Linked DNA regions of Homo sapiens: regions 2 and 3 are each linked to region 1. A link is an interaction called in ENCODE POLR2A ChIA-PET data of the cell type or tissue named here. Cell type or tissue: OCI-LY7. All regions are shown on one strand.

Region 1 (2,500 bases):
TTTTTCTGTTGAATTGTTTGTATTTTTCTTATTCTATATTGTTTTATTAATAGCTAAGATTCCCAAAGAATTGACTTCTGGAGAGAGAAAAAAATCTTAACTGTATCTCTGTTTATGAATTGTGTGTTTTATGTGCCCTCTACTACTAAATACATGGTAAGTGAACAGCACGATCTTCATGTTGAAGTTATAACTTACCTTTTCCCGAGGGACAGTTGATTGTTAAACAGGACTGAAGAGTACCAACTTACTGACTTTGTCTGCATATTTTTAATAAGAGGAAAAACAAAACCCAGAAATTGACAGATTTAATTTACACATTAAAGTGTGAACTATAAAATACACGCTTTGAGATAATAGAAAGCAAGGATGGTACATCCCAGAAACTGTTTCCGTGAACCATAAACGCACATTTTCATGCTTTGTAAGTGGGCTGAAGGCCAAGATGCAATGTCATGATGTGAGTCTGTCCAGAAATACAGCTTCTTCTCTGTGTTATTTTGCTTACAACTACTGTGTTGTCTTAGTCTCTTGTGTGCAGTTATACATATCCAAATGTCCCCCATCTTTTGTTCTTGTTATTCAGCTTCTTTACGATAGAAGTGCTTTAGTTCTTTGCCGATATTTTCAAGAGTTTTGTTCTGAAATAACTGCAATGATTTTAGTTTATAAAAGCTTCAGTTTGATTTCATTCATGAAAAAGAAGAACAATTCTACTTTAACATTTGTGGTTCTGTTAAATCTGAGAATTATTTCAGGCCACTGAGAGTCTTCTGTGAGTAACAGCATTTTGTATACAAGAGATTTGCCTCCAAAATGTCAAATTTTAAGGTCATAATATTCTTGGAAAGTGGGAGAGAGCATGCACATCAAAGAAAGCATTTTTATTACAGTGGATTACGCAATACTTTGGCCAGCCTCCTTAGCTTCATCTGTTTAAGGGTTCATTTTCGCTTGTTTGGCACAGGTCCCAGTGAGGCCTTCAGAATTGTGGTTAGCAACATGAATGAATTACAAACTTTGGACGAGCTCTTCAGTTAGTAGAGCTGGCTTGCTGCCAAAAAGACAGTGCCTTATATGGGGTCAGGGCAAAGCTGTGATTCGTTGAGTCCTGCATTGTATAGAAAACATACTTGGGATGCCTGTTTGCTTTCTTTTAAAATAAAAACAAAACAAAACAGAAAAAGCAGCAGGCTTCCAAGTCTATCAAAATAGGAAGTAACAAAATAGTGTGCAGGTTTTACTAATGACAGAGTTAAGCAATGGAAATACAGCTCCCTGTAGCTAAAATACTAGAAGTAAAAGTTGGACTTTTGACCTCCTTAGCCAGCTTGTGATATGAGAGATTGAAGCATTTGGTTAGATACCTGTTGTCTTCCTGCTTTTATGTTTCAGATGGCTTAATAAGATTAATTAGTCTCATGTCCACATGGTTGCTGTGCCACTGGGGTTTGGTATCAGCTAGATATGTTGAAAATTAAAAGCAGGAATAGTTACCTTCCAACGTGCCAGTTCTTCTTTTTTAAAAATTTGTAGTTATGGCCAGGCGCGGTGGCTCACGCCTATAATCCCAGCTCTTTGGGAGGCCGAGGCGGGTGGATCACCTGAGGTCAGGAGTTTGAGACTAACCTGGCCAACATGGTGAAACTCCGTCTGTACTAAAAATACAAAAAATTTAGCTGGGCGTGGTGGCGGGCGCCTCCTGTAATCCCAGCCACTGGGAAGTCTGAGGCAGAATTGCTTGAACCCTAGAGGCGGAGGTTGCAGTGAGCCGAGAACGCGCCATTGCACTCCAGCCTGGGTAAGAGTGAAACTCTTTCTCAAAAAAAAAAAAAAAAAAATTGTAGTTACGTAACTTTTTTTTTTTTTTTTGAGACGGAGTCTCGCTCTGTCGCCCAGGCTGGAGTGCAGTGGCGTGATCTCCTCTCACTGCAAGCTCCACCTCCTGGGTTCACGCCATTCTCCTGCCTCAGCCTCCCGAGTAGCTGGGACTACAGGCGCCCGCCACCATGCACGGCTAATTTTTTGTATTTTTAGTAGAGACGGGGGTTTCACCATGTTACCCAGGATGGTCTCGATCTCCTGATCTCGTGATCTGCCCACGTCAGCCTCCCAAAGTGCTGGGATTACAGGCGTGAGCCACCGCGCCCGGCCTAGTTATGTAACTTTTAAAAAATTGACATGTTGAATGGTAAAACAAGTAAGAACGAAATTTGCTTTTCAGAAGGTCACAAATTTTGCTTATATTCTTAGGTTGGAGAATATAATTACTAGATCTATTAGAAGGGAAAACTTTTAATATATTTTCACATATAATTCATTTATCATTGTAATTTTTTCCATTTAGGCAAATACTCTATCTGGATCTTCTCTCAGTCAGGCACCATCTCATATGTATGGCAATAGATCAAATTCATCAATGGCAGCTCTTATAGCTCAGTCTGAAAACAATCAAACAGGTAAGTTTTCAAGAATTACTAACTCTAAAACCCTACTCTCA
Region 2 (2,500 bases), 430 kb before region 1:
CCAGCTCTCCCCCTCCTCCCCAATTGGGACTGAAACTCTTCCAAGGGGACCAGGTGCAGTGGCTCACACCTGTAATCCCACCACTTTGGGAGGCCGAGGCAGGTGGATCGCCTGAAGTCAGAAGTTCAAGACCTGCCTGACCAATATGGTGAAACCCTGTCTCTACTAAAAATACAAAATTAGCTGGGCACGGTGGCACATCCCTGTAATCCCAGCTCTTTGGGAGGCTGAGGCAGGAGAATCACTTGAACCAGGGAGGTGCAGGTTGCAAATTAGCTGGGCATGGTGGTACATCCCTGTAATCCCAGCTACTTGGGAGGCTGAGGCAGCAGAATCACTTGAACCAAGGAGGTGGAGGTTGCAGTGAGCCAAGATCATGCCATTGCACTCCTCAAAAAGAAAAAAGAAAAGAAACTCTTCCAAGGGGCTATGAGAGCAGATTTTCACTACTAACAGCAACTGTGACAAGTTACTGATCACAGTGAATACCCACAGTGTCCCCATGTGCCTTGGACACAGGTCTTCCTGGGCAAAGCCACAAAGCAGCCGGGCAGCCCCCGGAGACTCCACCCAACATCTCCCCAGACCATGTGGGGAGCAACCCACAGGCCCTGACTGGGGCTCGCTCATGGCTATCACATCAACCCCCACTTGGAACCCAGCTCCAGCAACTGTGGGTTTTGTTTTTGTTTTTGAAGACAGGGCCTGGCTCTGCTACCCAGGCTGGGATGCAGTGGTGCGATCGTACTCACCACAGCCTCAAATTCCCAGGCTTAAGTTATTCTCCCACTTCCACTTCTCAAGTAGCTGGGACCACAGGCACATGCCACCACGCCAGCTAATTTTTCTTTTTTTTTGAGATGGAGTCTTGCTTGGTCGCCCAGCCTGGAGTGCAGTGGGGAGATCTCCGCTCACTGCAACCTCCGCCTCCCAGCTTCAAGTGATTCTCCTGCCTCAGCCTCCAGAGTAGCTGAAATTACAGGCGCCTGCCACCACACCTGGCTAATTCTTGTATTTTTAGTAGAGACAGGGTTTCACCATGTTGGCCAGGCTGGTCTTGAACTCCTGGCCTCCAGTAAGTAAACTGCCAACCCTGGCCTCCCAAAGTGCTGGAGTTACAGTAATTTTTTAATTTTTTGCGGAGATGGGGGTCTCACTGTGTTGCCCAGGCTTGTCTCAAACCCCTAACCTCAAGTGATCCTCCAACATCAGCCTGCCAAAGTGCTGGGATTACAGGTGTGAGCCATCGTGCGTGGCTGCAGCTGGTTTTCAAAAGCGATCCCTACAACTTGCAGGTGTATTTGCCAAGCTCTGCGTCTGGAACTGCTTTTCCCTTGATGTGGAGCTGAAGCTGTCCCTGCTCCTGTGTTCCTCTCCCTCCTAGTAGCAGGGCCCAGGGCTCCGTTGACATGGGTCTTTCCTGTCTAAGAAGCAATTCCTTCATTGCCGAAAAAATAGACACCAGATTTCCACAAGGAAGACCCCTGACATGAATAGTTTCAACCTATACATAAAGTGTTTTGGATTCAGATTTGCAAAGCTGTTCTGCCATTTTGAGTTGAAAGAATTGGGCCCCCTGACTTTCTGCACAGGCACCTTAAGCCTAGGAAGCTCGAAAATAATTATAAATAATAAATCTCTTTAAGCCATGCAGTCTCACCGTAAGAGGACAGAACAATACCAAACCTACAGAGAAGTCCCCAAGAGGTTAATTATCCTGCCCCAGCAAATAGAGACAACTTAGAGGGGAGTCCAGCAGGGACTCCAGGCCCTCCTCCAGCTCCGCTTCAATTTTCATTTAAATCATGTGATCTCTCCTGTTTCTCTTTTTTAAAGTGTTGACCTCATCCTTAGAAGGCAGATTCTAGTTGTAATTTAACTTTGACACTTTCAGGTCCAATACTTGTTTTTATTTACGTCAGCTTCTGTGAATGGGAGTTAGGTCAGAAAACAAGAAAGGAAAAAAGAGAGAAGGAGGGAAGAAAGCAGGCAGGCAGGCAGGCGAAGAAAGAAAGAAAAGAAAGGGAAGAGAGGGAAAGAAAGAGGGAAGGATGGAAGAAGGAGGGAGGGAGGGTAGGAAGAAGGAAAGGAAAGAGGGAGGGAGGGAAGGAAAGGAAGGAAAGAAAGAGAGAAGGAGGGGAGGAAGGAAGGCAGAAAGGAAGATCATGTAATCTCTCTAAGCCTCTGTTTTCTCTTCTGTAACCTGGGAATGAGAATTCCTACAGCACCATTATTGTGAAGACAGAGGATTACGTAAGGCATTTAAAACCCAGCTTTACATAGTCAACACTGCACTGCAATTATTGTGTTACTGTTATTATTGTAACCGTCACATTGCATCATCTTAACTCTGTTGGGAATTCATTTATGAAGTTATATTTTCTTGCTTTTTTGTAAGAAAGTTATTTGCAAACAACCAAAGTATAGCCTTAGCCAATATAAAATGAAAAACATTTCTTTCAGGAATACATACCTGGTCATCAGTGGATTTTAATAGCAA
Region 3 (2,500 bases), 54 kb before region 1:
AAAAAGTATTAACTTATCCAACAAAAATTTAGTGCCGATTATGTAGCAAGCACTTAGTGAACTTTATGCTGTGCATGCCTCAGATACTTTAGTGAACTTAATGGCAACATCAAAATCTTTGCCCTTATGGACTTTATAAACCTTTGATTTCAAAACATGGTGATTAATGTGCATCTGGTATAATACACTTTCATGTAGTCATTTTATTCACCATTATTTGGGTATACCTTGTATTAAAAATGACTGCTAAAACTGGAAACTATACAAGTCTTCATCTTTTTACCTTAACAAATGCAGATCAAGGGAATGATTGAGAACCATTTTTAGGGATAGTTATAAAATCTTACCTTTGCGATATATAACTTTTTCCTCAACATAACAATTGGAAAAATGATTTCTGTTTCAAATCTTTCTGTTTTTTTTTGCAAAGGGGCCCTCACCTGGTTTCCTTCAAAAGTTTTGCTCTGTCCTCCGCTAGCCTTATAAACTCATGGATATGGTCCTCTAATGGATTTGTAGCACCTTAGTTCCCTTATTGTCACCTTCCTGTGTTGAATACTAAAGCTTATTTTAATTTCATGTCTAGGAAGTGTAGACATTGTTAAAAAAAAATGATGTTGCTTGACAAATGAGTATCTTCAGTATTACTGTGTCACTTCATAAATATAACTAATACATACTTTTACTAGTTGTTGCAATTTGATCCTGAAACAGCCATCTTTAAATTATGTAGGCTTTTTCTTTTCTTTTCTTTTTTTAAAAGTAATTATAATAGACTTAAATTGTTTTTGGATGATTTTCTTAGGTGAACTGACTTATTTTTAGAACAGAAACTTTGTGTTTATTCTGCAAGTTCTTCTTATTAATGTGGCACCCATTGTTTTCTGTAACTAAAATGTAATCAACTCTTTTTCCTTCCCTTTTTGAATCAAAATGTTAGACTTATACAAGCACTAGCAACAACTCTATATCTGGATCATTGAAGCGCTTGGAAGATACTACTGCACGATTTACAAATGCAAATTTCCAGGAAGTCTCTGCACACACCTCTAGTGGAAAAGATGTTTCAGAGACTAGAGGGTCAGAGGGCAAAGGGAAGAAATCTTCAGCTCACAGCTCAGGTCAAAGGGGAAGAAAGCCTGGTGGTGGAAGAAATCCAGGAACAACTGTGTCAGCAGCTAGCCCTTTTCCTCAAGGTATTAGTGATGTTTTAGTTAAAATACTTGTGTTTAAGATGGTTAATAATAGTTATGCTTTGTAAAATAATTGGTTTGTTTTTGAACTTATAACTAATGGATGTTCTAGATTATTATATGATTAGTTGCTTTAGTAAGATTACTTTAAAGATAGTGTTTCCTATTAAATTTTTTTAATAGGGACTTTTTCTTTCCTTTTATAATATGATTTGTGCTTCCAGAGTTGAATTGTAATTTTAATGTTTAACTAGATATGGAATAATGCTTAAAATTGGGGAGAAAAATAATAAAAGCTGGAGCTTTGCTTTGAGTTCTGTAGAACAGTCCTTCTTTTTGTTTGAGACGGAATCTCGCTCTGTTGCCTGGGCTGGAGTGCAGTGGCCGGCTCACTGCAACCTCCGCCTCTCAGGTTCAAGTGATTCTTGTGCCTCAGCCTCTTGAGTAGCTGGGATTACAGGTGCATGCCACCATGCCTGGCCAGTTTTTGTATTTTAGTAGAGATGGGATTTCACATGTTGGCCAGGCTGGTCTCGAACTGCTGATCTCAGGTGATCCTCCCGCCTTGGCCTCCCAAAGTGCTAGGATTACAGGTGTGAGATACTGTTCCTGGTGTCTTTTCCATAAATGTTTTTTATTTATATTTCCTAAACATTAAAAACAATTAAGGTTGGCCGGGCGTGGTGGCTCACATCTATAATCCTAGCAGTTTGGGATGCTGAGGTGGGCAGAACTCTTGAGGCCAGCTTGGGCAATGTGGTAAGACCTCATCTCTACAAAAAATTTAAAAATTAGCTGGGTGTGAACTGGGCACAGTGGCTCATGCCTGTAATCCCAGTATTATGAGGCTCAGTCAGGTGGATCATCTGAGTTTAGGAGTTGGAGACCAGCCTAGGCAACATGGCAAAACCCTGTCTCTCTAAAAAATACAAAATTAGCCAGGCATGGTGGCACATGCCTATAGTCCCAGCTACTTCAGAGGCCGAGGTGGGAGGATTGCTTGAGCCCAGGAGGTTGAGGCTGCAGTGAGCTGAGATTGCACTACTGCACTTCAGCCTGGGTGACAGAGTGAGACCCTGTCTCCTTGGACAGGCAAACAAAATTAGCCAGGCTTGGTGATGTCTGCCTGTGGCCCCAGCTCCTCAGGAGGCTACAGTGCGAGGATTGCTTGACCCAGGGAGGTTGAAGCTACAGTGAGCCGTGATTGTGCCACTGCACTCCAGCCTAGGCGACAGAACAAGACCCTGCCTCAAAAAACAAACAAACAAAAAACCAAAAACAAACAATAAAACCCACTAAATAAATAA

The links. Peaks named below come from ENCODE experiments on the same cell type or tissue, not always from the same donor. Only the 100,000 strongest peaks of a DNase experiment are listed, where the experiment ranks them.
Region 2: POLR2A ChIA-PET joins it to region 1 with 16 read pairs; 2 of 35 experiments call an interaction of 5 or more read pairs at or near these places.
Region 3: POLR2A ChIA-PET joins it to region 1 with 21 read pairs; 2 of 35 experiments call an interaction of 5 or more read pairs at or near these places.

What each region holds. Positions count from the first base shown.
Region 1 is chr10:21,723,897-21,726,396 of GRCh38, forward strand. It overlaps MLLT10 (MLLT10 histone lysine methyltransferase DOT1L cofactor), which reads left to right. Exons shown (of 23, transcript NM_001195626.3): 15 at 2,348-2,459. Among named protein-coding and RNA genes, the nearest start is that of MLLT10, 190 kb to the left of the region's middle. In OCI-LY7, no CTCF peak of the experiment used is centred here; a DNase peak (open chromatin) is centred at 1,045.
Region 2 is chr10:21,295,983-21,298,482 of GRCh38, forward strand. No RefSeq gene overlaps it. Among named protein-coding and RNA genes, the nearest start is that of LINC02643, 76 kb to the right of the region's middle. RefSeq lists an enhancer at 848-1,648. In OCI-LY7, no CTCF peak of the experiment used is centred here; no DNase peak of the experiment used is centred here.
Region 3 is chr10:21,669,509-21,672,008 of GRCh38, forward strand. It overlaps MLLT10 (MLLT10 histone lysine methyltransferase DOT1L cofactor), which reads left to right. Exons shown (of 23, transcript NM_001195626.3): 10 at 941-1,196. Among named protein-coding and RNA genes, the nearest start is that of MLLT10, 140 kb to the left of the region's middle. In OCI-LY7, no CTCF peak of the experiment used is centred here; no DNase peak of the experiment used is centred here.